Linked DNA regions of Homo sapiens: region 1 is linked to region 2. Evidence: chromatin contacts called from ENCODE Hi-C or POLR2A ChIA-PET data. All regions are on one chromosome and are shown on one strand. The core of a region is the stretch at or near the end of the contact, and the rest is flanking DNA. Distances in the headings are between cores, read along the strand shown.

The links. Hi-C counts contacts between places; a loop is a spot of excess contacts on that map. ChIA-PET counts read pairs that join two places held with the same protein, here RNA polymerase II (POLR2A). Pooled maps may share reads with other maps.
Region 1: a map with no recorded cell type shows a loop between it and region 2 (5-fold over the local background). The contact joins the enhancer-like site here to the promoter of LINC02106 in region 2. A Hi-C loop is called at or near these places in 6 of 168 maps with a recorded cell type or tissue (Calu3, MCF 10A, PC-3 and 3 more), 6 of 37 single-sample maps with no recorded cell type and 5 of 50 pooled maps. POLR2A ChIA-PET finds 5 or more read pairs at or near these places in 1 of 52 experiments (MCF 10A).

Annotation. Positions count from the first base shown.
Region 1 is chr5:51,824,639-51,830,893 of GRCh38, forward strand. No RefSeq gene overlaps it. Among named protein-coding and RNA genes, the nearest start is that of LINC02118, 180 kb to the right of the region's middle. Within about 2 kb of position 4,758, at least 2 of the 41 ENCODE cell types and tissues checked have a DNase peak (open chromatin) inside an H3K27ac peak, as active enhancers do; they include PC-3 and PC-9, where a contact is called at or near this core.
Region 2 is chr5:50,966,729-50,972,452 of GRCh38, forward strand. LINC02106 (long intergenic non-protein coding RNA 2106) reads right to left here and starts at 3,459. Exons shown (of 2, transcript NR_104653.1): 1 at 3,195-3,459; 2 at 2,489-2,849. It overlaps LOC124901181 (a long non-coding RNA gene), which reads right to left and starts at 844. Exons shown (of 2, transcript XR_007059131.1): 1 at 158-844. RefSeq lists an enhancer at 2,939-3,460.

The DNA.
Region 1 (6,255 bases), core at 3,508-6,007, 860 kb after region 2:
ATCTGATGTTCTGTAAGTGTCTTGTCTTTATGCCTTTAAAAATACCATAGTATTATTTCAAAAACACAAAACAAACCAAAACCTGGTTACAGACCAATCCATCTTTTGAATCACATACCATCCTAGTGGGAAAGTAAGTATGAAATATGACCATGGATTATCTTTAAAGTTTAGTAGATTTTACCTTTGTCCCTAAAATAAAGAACTGCAAACATTTTAAAATATTATGACATATATAATATTTATAATAGAAATTCTGATTTGTAACTACATGAGTCCCATGAATTGTGTTGTTTCCATCCAGATTTCAGTTTTCTTTATTATGGAAGCACTAGACATTTAATTTAAAATATAGAGGATGTGGCAGGAATGTAGCTATAAAATAGCTTAAATGTCTCTCACAAAAAGCAATGTTAATCTTAAAAGCAAAATCATATACAAAGTGTGTGATTATGGAATGCTTAAACAAATGTTCTTTTATCCCACATAGACTTCTCAAAGTTTTAATTTTAAAATTGGGGTATAAAGATACCATTCAACCATTTTCTCAGTGTCACGGTTGAGACAGTGGTCCTCATAATCCACCACTTTGCTTGATTCTGGGATAGAAGAATGGAGCAATGAGCAAAGATAACTGGGCAAGGTGCTATTCACTTCTATAGTGTAATCTGTCTCCTGCTGCTTTTGCTTATCACTGCCCTCGCTTACTCTTTATTTCCCTTAAGAACCTGCATGCAGCTTGGCCAGGGTAGTAGAATTATCACTAAAATCAGCCCCATTACTGCTTGACCAATGAATAAGACCCTGATGATTCCTTGATCCCTGTTTGGATTTATACATTTGATCAATTGCTAATGTCGCTTCTGCCTGGTGTCTCCCATCCCCCACCTTCATACCTTCTTAGAAAAAAGCACATACTTCAAGTTCTAATATAGAATGGAAATGTTCCATCATTCTTTCTCTCCTGATTCTCATTTCTCTCTTCTCAAATCCACCATAATGAAAGCTATAATTTAGAAACAATCATTTGGATATTATGCTATTTTAAGTGAATGAATTAAATTTGTTTGCTTGATAGACTTTGACTTATCTTGTTCTACCTTCTACCTGAGCTAAATTCTTATTTTAATATTATAGAGATTATAATTTCTGATAGTGCCTTATAAAATCTTTAGGGGAATGGTTGTTGACAAGGTATTGGTTTCTGCTCTACGTGGCAAAAATTTGTAAAACAAGGGATCTGGAGACAGAAAATCTGGGTTTGAATTTCTGTTACTACATGATTTCATTTAAATTAGTTCACATCTCTGTAGCTCTGTTTTCTCGTTGGTAAAATGAGAATAATAGTATGTATAGAAAATGTTTTCATAAAGTTGTGAGAATTCAATGAGATGAGCACAATGTACAGCACATAGTGAGCAGTCAATATATGTTAACTATTACTTTTGTTATTGATACTAAGGGCTTTTACTGATTCACTAATCTTTTTTTTTTTTCTTTTTTTTTTTTGAGATGGAGCCTCACCTTGTTGCCCAGGCTGGAGTGCAGTGATGTGATCTCAGCTCACTGCAACCTCCATCTCCCAGATTCAAGCGATTCTGCCTCAGCCTCCCGAAGAGCTGGGACTGCATACAGGTGCATGCCACCACACCTGGCTAATTTTTTGTATTTTTAGTAGAGACGGGGTTTCACCTTATTAGCCAGGATGGTCTACGATCTCTTGACCTTGTGATCCACCCGCTTCAGCCTTCCAAAGTGCTGGGATTACAGGCGTGAGCCACCATGCCCTATCCTGATTCACTAATCTTTTATTGAAACATTGTATGCTAGGCATTAGGCTTGGTGCTGAAAGTGTCTGCGTGAATAAGACACAGGACATTTCCTGGGAAAATAATTTGTCTAAAAGAGGAGTCAGATAATGCTAAAATAATTACAGTACACCATATATCTATGACAGTGGTTAATGTGAAGAACTTAGGAGGTGACCTCTCAATATGATACTCCCTATATAGCTTCCTTGTTTATTTCTCTTCATAACATCATTATTAACATGTTACACATTTTTGTTGTGTATTTGTTTATTACCTGCATATTCTTACTAGAATGTAAGCTCACAGAAAAAAAGGGACTTCTGTCATTTGCTTTACCGCTTCTGCACCAATACCTAGAGCACTGCTTAGTACATAGTAAGTCCTCAATAAATATTTGTTGAAAGAATGAATTATCAAAGTTCCCCAGTTATACACCACTCTTGCCAAATGGCCAAAGTGTTTACTCCTTCAGGCTCTTCTGTTGTCCTAGAGGATAGGACTTAAGATGTACCTTCTCAATTTAAAGCACTGCTAAAGTTCAGAAGAATAAATAATAAAGGGCATGCATAACAGTTTTTCAGGTGTTACAAAAATGAAGAGAAATACCTCAATCAAGTGGGAAACCACAAGCCAGGAATAGTAAGATGGAATTTAAAGGTGGTAAGTTTAAATTCCTACACTCATGGTCAAACTTATATATATACATACACACACACACACACACACACACACACACACATACATAATTTATAAATATATATAAATGTATATATATAAATTTATATATATATATATATATGACAGGGAAGACTTTGCTTAATAGCAATTAATGGAAAACAAGATGTAGGATAGTTCATTTATGCAAATATATAATAGGCCAATGGCTTGTCAAAATAAGTGACGATGTTGTCTTCTTAGCACAGAACTAGGACTTACCATTCCTATTATAGTATGTACTGGCAGACAATATTTGAGTAACTGTGCTGACTTCTCATGTCAAAAGTTGGCAGCAGCTCTGAATGGTCTGGAAAAAAAGTCATATAGATACTGAACAAACTAAGTGTGCTTGGTCTAAAAAGGAAAAGAAGTAGGGGAAAATATATTTGCTGCTTTCAAATATTTGTATGATCATTTCGCTTGAAGGCTTACACTGTTCCAACATAGTAGTGGCTGGCATAATGGAGAGAACACATGCATTCTAGTCAAACAGAGCTGACTTCAGTTCTAGTGCAGACATGGACCACCTGTGTGGTTTTGGTCCCTGAACCCCTAGTTTCTCAATATCAAAAATAAAAATAGTTAAGCTTACATTATATGGTTGTTGTGATGATTGAAAGTACCACTGGTTAATCATGTGGCACATTTTAAGTTTTCTATAAATTATCATTTTTTGGCATGGCTCACAATAGTAGAAGTAGCACTAACAGAATTACAGCAACGCTCAAAACAAAGGGGTTGTTCAAACATGGAATCAGTAACCTTCTTAGTGAGTTCATTATTACTGGAAGATTTCAATGGCTAAATAAGCACCAACAATTTTTAAGGTCCTTTTATTCAAGATTTAAATACCTAATGTGGTCTCTACCACTGCAATGGAATCTATTCTAGAAAAAATGTCATGATTTAGAATGTTTCCAAGTAAATATAATTATTGTACCTATAGATATTATTGAGTAGAGAAAAAATGGACTTTTATGCATCAGTATATCTTCACAGAGTAGTAGAAAGTTCTTGAGAGACAGGACAGGCTTTGAATCCCAGCTGTGTCACTTAGCACCGTTGAACTCTTAGATAATTCTTAATCTCTCTTAACCTCAAGAAACAGAGTAAATTATAAGTGATCTCACCTCATGGAGTCATGGAGAGTTAATGTCCTGCGTGTGGTACGGAATCTAGCACACTGTAGTCACTCAATACATACAGTCACTCAGTAAATAATTATTTCTGTCTTGCTACTGCCCAGAAAATAACAAATTATGACATTTTCTTGTCTTTCATTCTATTTCCTATAATAGTAACTGGAATGCAGTGCTGATATTGTAGCAAAATGAGATTTGAGAAGAAATGCTCGTAATTGGTTGAGACTAACAGCAATCAATCTATAGATGGGCTATAAAAAACAACCAAAAGCCAGGCAATAAGGATTTGGTAAAATAAGGACTGCCACTATTTCTGTCACCTTGAGCAAGTCTTTAAACTCTTACCTCTCCATACAGGACAAATGAGGCAAGTGTTCTTAACCAAGTAGGAGAAAACCACAAGATAAATATGAATGGTATGATGAACTGTTAGTTTCACTCAATAAATTTTACATTTTATTTCAAGGTGGCCAAGTATCCTATTTCTATAGAATTACCAGAAAGACAATGACAATCAATAGAAAATAGTTGTCTACAAAATACTTTATTTATCCCAAGCAATAATAACACAATCATCAAAGTCATTGCTTTTATAGGAAAAAATAAACAAGCACATTAAAATTTTAGGTAAGTTCTCAAAATGGTGCTATACATTTAGTAATAATGTCCTTAGTTTTAGAGTCTTTCTTCCTGGATGGTAAATAATACAATGGGTAAGGAGGGTAGGGGAATACCTCTCTTGTTTGCCTCTGTATCTCTAGTCCTATGTGAACCCATGCTCAATGATTATATGTTGGACAAATGAACACATGATTCAAGCAGGCCACCTAAAAGTTTGTCCAGAGAGGACTGAACACCCATTCCTACTTTCTCCCTCTCATCCCCACATCAATGTGCACTTCATATACTCTGCCCCTCACCATAAACTTTTTTTATGTAAATTGTATTTTATTTTTCTTGATTCAGCTTTTTGAAAAAAGACTCATTGTATTATTCTTGCATTCACAGTATTTGGGAAACAGCCATCAAGAAGTGTTCAATGAATGACAGGGCAACACCCCACAATTGCAGGAAAGAAAATTTTTCATGATGACACACAGGCTTCAGGCAATATTTCAACTCTGATTGTGAGATATCTCAGCTGCTTCAGCATTGAATCATCATGGCCATCTTTCCCATATTTCTATTTCTGTCACCTGTACCTAGAAACATACTTAGGTGCAAGAGTTATATTCGAAGTATTCAACTACTGCTAGAGATTGGGCACTAACCAATCAAACCAGAAAAAATTCGTATGCTAGCTAAGGCAAGCTCCTAAATGCCACTTCTGGTGCTACACGTTATTTTGTAGATGCAAAACAGTACATTGGGCTGGGGTGCTGGGGGAGGTGATTGACTATCAAACTGAGATAAGGAAGGAGATACTAGGAAGAACAGAATGGTGGCCATTTACCTACTGAAATGTTAATATTTCAAAATGTTAACAATCAATTTGGCTGTGCTGGAACACACTAACTGAATATGAGCTCTGCTTAGCAACATGTATTAATAAAGGAATTGGCAGAATGTCAACAAGTTCTACAAACTGGAATCCTGCCAATTCTTTTTGACTACCACAACTCTTTACAACCTCTGCTAACATCCCTTTTCTTGAAGAATGCAGACTGGAAAATAAATGGTGAATTTTAGTATCTGCAGAAATGTGGATGGTATAACAGTATTTTACAGAAGTCTGATTTATAGGAGGAGAATGGAAAATTATGTGTGAGATCTAAAATTGCATTCTCCTGGGATCTTTTCTACTTTTCAGAAGAGAGTTATATCAGGTCAGAATTCTATTATTTTTGGCTAAAGGCCAGTGAAAAGTCTTACAATGCGATCTTAACATGTTATAAAAAATCAAATCAGAACAAAGTTAGAGTGAAATTCTGAGCATAAAACTTGATAACGACAGTTGAGAGTTAATTTCATAAAATGAGACAACAACCTAATACTTCATTGTTTTTCCTTGCAATGTCCTAAGTTTTCATTAGCTGCTATAACTATCAGACATGAAGAGACACTACAAACTCTACCAGTAGAGCCTGAATAATTTCTTCTTTCCTAAATTTCTAAAATCAGAGCTGCATCCAAGAAGCTTCTTACATAATCAAAGATTCATTCTATAGAATCCATAGCTGTATAAAGGGACCTTAACTGAGGGAGTCAACCATTACCAACTTACTGGTTTTCATGAGTCCTGGGTACTTGCCTTTAATTAGGTAACTTGCCATCATGACATTTTGTAGCTGAAGAAAGTTAAAACTAGCCAAGTACAATTTTCTATTTCATATTATATCTAAATTCTTTAAACCACATACATTTGGATGATTAAATATTTTATGAGACTTTAAATAACAATTATTCATAGTGGTAATTGGAGCATATGCAAATCCTTCATAATAAATTGCTAACATATAGACAGTGTGTCTTATTTAAATCATATGTGTTATACAACCATAGACCATAATTGAAAAGTATTTATAACATATGCAAGCCCTTTTTATGTTAATTAATTTCCTCCCTATTCAGTAAAAACAAGCAAA
Region 2 (5,724 bases), core at 2,209-4,708:
TCCTTGAAATCCCTGGGCCTCAAGGTTCCCATCGCTTAAGCTTTCCCCATCTCTCCCTCCCCCGCCCCTTCAACATACAATGCACTGAGGCTGAGAGGGAAGGAACGGAGCGAGTCAGGGAGAGAAATCATGAAGCTTTTCAGGGTAAAATACAAACCTGCTCATCCAGCTTGCCAACACGTTTTTAACATTTGCATCGACTAATCTGTGAACAGTCGTTGGGGTGATAATTTCGTCTGAGAGATTAACCATTCAAGTCTCAAAGTTCCCAAGGATTGTGAAATCCTGCTTGTAAAAATACAGATTTTGAAGTGTTTCTTTTTTCTCCCTTTCTCAAATGAAACCCCGAGGATGCGCTTTGGACTTGGGGACTGAGGGCGTGGTGGGCAGACAGCTGTTGAATCCAAACAAAGACTATTCTGGATCTGACGCCGTTTCGGTTTCCATCTGGGAGTACTTTTCATTTCCTTCTTCCCATTCCAAAGGAAAGAAATGGATTAGGAATGGGGCAGTCAGAATTATGTGTTTATGGCGGACAGATGGAACAGGAGAGGATGAACCTTCAGCAACAAAAGGATCATTGAGATTTGGTTCCTGGGTGTGCAAATTTGGAAACAAAATAACCAAGGAAGCTATGGGAATACCAAGACTCTAGCTATCGACAATGTTGACTCATAGACGAATCATCTCTCCTTCTCTACTTTCCTATCATCAATCAAGAATTGTGGCCCCATCTCACAAACTGCCGCGGAAGCCAAAATTGCAGGACATTTTGAGAAACAAGTCTTGAAATCTGCCTGAAACTAACAAAAGCCACCCGCCAGTCAACCAGAGTCAGTCGCTCTCTCTCTCTCCCTTTCTTCCCTCCTCTCCCCCACTCTTCCTCGTCTCCCGCCCCCGCCCCCCATCTTTCTCCAGCTAGCCTCGCCCCAATTAACGCCCTACAGCCAGTCAGCCTTACACCTGCTGGAAAAATCTTGGTGGCAGTGGTGGGAGGTGGTGGTTTTGGTTTTTAGCAGAGCGCGGGAGCACCCTGTCACACCCTCCTGAGACCGCCCTAGGACCGTCCTCTGGAATATCTTGGAGCCAGGAGCCAGGGAGGCTTTCCTCAGTCCCAGTCGTTGCCTGTCGCCGCTTTCGGTTTCTCTTCCCTAATAGCACCCGCCACCCCTTTTCTCTGAAATTCTCAAAGCAATTTCATCCTTTGCAGAGTTGCAAAGCTCTCCTACTGACTTGGGGTGTGCGGCTTAAAAAGGGGAGAATGGAGTAGCTCGAAAGGGAAGGAGGGTCACATTGAATTCTCCTTTTAAAAATTTTAATTTCATTGACACGTCTTGAAAGGTTTGTTTTGGTATAAGGCAAGGCTGCCAATTCCAAATACAAACAGACGGACACACACTGTGTGTATCAGATGTTGGGAATAAAAATGGTTTATTGATTGAAATAATAGAGGCATTATTTTGATTTGTCTTGACATGGACGCTGATTTATAGAGCTCTTCCCCCAGTGATTTCTTCTTGTAGTCCAGACACATGGAAATGATAAAAATCTCACCAAAGCTCACCTTGGTGCTAATCAAGACTGCTCGATGCACGTTATAAATCTGATACAATATTTATTGCTTATCTGTATTCGAGGGGTTAGTCTCCATCCTAGGATTGTCCCTTTCAAAAAAAATTTTTTGGATGCATCTGTTTTCACTTTGCACTTTCAACGGGCTGGAGCAGACAATAGTGTGAAAAACATCTGAAAATATGAGGCGACAGAGCTGCATGTGTGTTTCATTTCTGCGGTGTTAGGGGAGAAAATAACAAAAGAAACACACACTACAACACACACGCACGCACGCACACACACACACCGGCCCAGGACCTCAGCACAAAGGGCGCGCTGACCCAGCGCTAACACACAAGACAAATTAAAGAAAGGGGCAAATCGGAGGAGGGGCTAAGGCGAGGGTCCAGGCATTTCGGGAAAAGATCAAGGACAAGGAGAGTTAAGAAACTGACCGTGGGCCAGGGAAGACCGGAGAGAGAGAAAGTAAAGTGTCCAGGACTGGAACTCACGTCCCTGAGGCAGGGGACAGTAAGTTTGCTTGTAACACAGACAGTTTTCCTTGACTGCAGGAAACAAGAAAAATAGTAATCATAAAACAAGCACAAATCCCCCAAACATCAGGGGGGTAAAACCCCCATTATTAGCCATCACAAACCAAAACCCAAACCGAGTCTTTTCTGCTGAATTGCTGCAAGATCACAAGAGACCAAGAGATCCGGAGTCAGGCTGTGAACTTGGGAAAGATAAGTTGCCCGGCGAGGTTGGAGGTAGACTGAGGAACGCCTTTTTTTGTGAAGGACACAAATATTTGCAGAGTTTAAAGCTGCAGGAATACAAAAGCAGGAGTGAGATTATCTGATTACGGATACAGGATGTCCGAGTTGTTGCCTCCCAAAAACGACTGCGTAAAAAAAAATAAATAAAAGGCCAGTTCGAAAAGTGAAATTTTAATATCAGTGAAAGCATCGGAGGGACTCGGATTGAACGCGGCAGCTCCGGAACTGGACAACAGCTGCGTGGTGCAGCCAATCCCGGGGCCTGTGGGAACGAGCGACCGATCTCAGGACCACGCGGGCGAGAGCAAGGAGCCTCCCGGCCACACAGCCACAGGCGCTGCGGAACCCAGCCCGGACTCTCCCCGGCTGGAGTGTGCGAAGGGCTTCCCGCCCAGGGGCCCAGGGTGGTCTTAGTGAAAAAGGGATGGCGCTGCAGCACTGACCACGTTGCCCTGGTTTCTCCATTTCTCCTTCCCAAGTCTCTGCCTCTGTTTCCCCATGACCCGGAGGACGCGCCTACGGAAGAGACGTCTGGTCGAGGGGGTGCCGGGGAGCGGAAGGGGGAGGGGAAGGTCTCATCCCTGGGACGCTGACACCCCCCTCCCCGCGGCACTCCAGCTCCGAAGAGCGAGCTTCGGTTCCGCCCGCCCTCCAGACCATTTGCTTATTCTCACTATTGTTTTAATTTATTGTGCAGCCTGTTGCGCCGCGGGCCCGGCTGAGCCATTTGGGGCCCTCTAGATGCCCTGCAGGGCGCCTGTCTCCGGACGACCACCACGCAGGAGCAGCGGGGGCACGCGCGTGTTTTCTTGTGGATAACTGCCTCGGACTTGGCGGGGCCGGTCCCCACCTGAAGCTCACCTCAGGCAGTCGCTAGAAGTTCCAATCCAATCGTGAGCTTTCCTCTGGGAGGGACAGGATCCCCTTCAACTCCTGAGGCTGCTCCTCTGGGCGAATCCCACAGTAATTGCGCATTTCTCTCCCTTTAGTGCTTTGGAAATTTAGAAAGCGCGCTTTCATTTGTACATCGCCTGCCGACAGCCCCTTTGCTGATTAGAGAAGCCTTGTTCCCCCTCTCCACGCGTACGCACACTCATTTTTAGTTTTAACAAATGATTTAAAAATCAAAACAAACCTCTGAGTCAGTCCGCCCAATTTTATGCTCCATCTCCTCTGTGTATGTGTTAGATTCTCTCTGCCAATCGATGGGAAAGAGCATTTAGGGGCATTTGCAATTTCCTTTGTCACTTGCCACTCTGTGCGTATAGATTTTACATATCATTTGTTTACCAAATCAGTTCGTATTTTCTTAGCCCAGGGTTCAGGATTTTGCGTTTGTGGATTAATTGCCCAGTACCCAAAGGGCAGGACAGTCAGAGGAGCCACCTGATGCAAGAAGGATCAGCTCACGTTAGGACAAAACAAGGAGGTTGTTGTGAGCCCTTCTGCGGGCTCTGAATTAACTCAAACAGCCCTTCCTAGGACTTGTTAAAAAGACCGTACCTTGAAGGGATAGTGTGGTGCCTAATGTCTGCTAGCCTATAACTCAATGCATTACAAGGTCATTTTTGCCCAGCCCAAAGAAACTGAGTAAATCCAATGTCCCTGGTTGAAGATAATACGTAGTCACTTCATTTCTGGCCATATGGTGCCTACCTGCATTCTAGTCTTGAACAGTCTCAGGTTCCTTACTGGGTCTCACTTATTGATTTTTTTACTAGATTACATCATAATTTAATATGGCTGAGTGATGTGGAGCTTGTGGATGATCCTTTTATTGCCCTGATTAAAATCCACACAGTAAGAAATTTTTTAAACGGAGGTTGATGATGGAAGCTTCCTCAATAAGTATCCTTCAGTCAAGAAATGATTGAGCTTTAAATTATAAGAATCTCAAAATTACTGTGCAAGTGTTTGGCAATCAATTTCAGGTTTTCATGACAACAGGAGCCTAGGCCATAGGATGGCAAACTAAATTCAATGATCACTTGTCTGCTTCTGCAGATAATCTTAAAGGAAGCTTCATTACAATTCACCCATCAAACAACTGGCATCTCAAAATGCATCAAGAGCTTTGTCTATGTAAGCAGACAGCACATTCTATGGCATTTGAATTTTATAAAAATAACTAGTTAAAAGATATATTTTGAGGTCAGGCTTAATTTTTGTTTGGACCAATTTGCCTTATCATTTATAAAGGTATCCTTAGATGTATGTCGTTACACCAAGCTTTCAGCTGTCTCTAAGGACACATTAAGGTGAGGTGGTGCTGCTGTCTAAGATTCTAAGGACAGCATTCATGGGTAAACAACAGACAAGTCCTGTGCCCTTACCATTACTTCAGAGCACAGCAGTTCCACTGGATTCAAGGTGGCTTCTTCCTACTCTTGTCTTCATTATTGAACATAATTTGATCTTATTTAAGATGATAATAAGTTCCCTGACAGTCAGAGCATGCTGGTCAGAGCAATGTCTCTTTCTTGTGAATGAAAGGACAATTAATAGGAAACTCTGTTGGTCTTCTATATCGTCTTTGTTAGGATGTGGGCAGAGTGAGTCAATAAATAGAATTTGAAATAAGCAACACATATTTGCCCTCCAAATCTTAAGCTATAATTCAATATCTAATGGATTTGAGGAAAGAAAAAAGAGGTACCTGGTCTTCTGAGCTGATAGAGGGTTAGATTATAACCTGATTGAAGGACTGGCAAAAAGAGTAATAGACACAATTGATGGTGTATTTTCATTCAACCACCAGCTAGGCAGAAGAGATGTGGACCAAGGAAATTCCACCTCAACTTTCTTTATTCTGATTCCATGTTCACCAAGAAACTTTCTGATTATAATTGAAATTGCTGTTTATATCTGCTAAGTAATGGGAATGTATTTAGGTCTCTGAGATCTTTTTTGTGTATATATATATATATATATATATATATATATATATATACACACACACACACACACACATATATACATACATGTAAACACACAAAACGTTTTAATCAATGGATTCTGGTCTTAATCACTGTGGTTAAAGTGATTTTGCTCTGAGAGACAGTTTGCTAAGAAGTCAGGTTTCCGGCTAGGTGTGGTGGCTCACACCTGTAATCCCAACACTTTGGGAGACTGAGGCTGGTGGATCACCTGAGGTCAGGAGTTCAAGACCAGCCTGCCCAACATGGTGAAACCCCATCTCTACTAAAAATACAAAAAGTTAGCCAGGCGTGGTGGCAGGCGCCTGTAATCCCAGCTACTTGGGAGACTGAGGCAGGAGAATCGTTTGAACCCGCGAGGCGGAGGTTGCATTGAGCCGAGATCCCACCATTGCACTCCAGCCTGGGTGACAAGAGCGAAACTCCATCTCAAAATAAATAAATAAATAAATAAA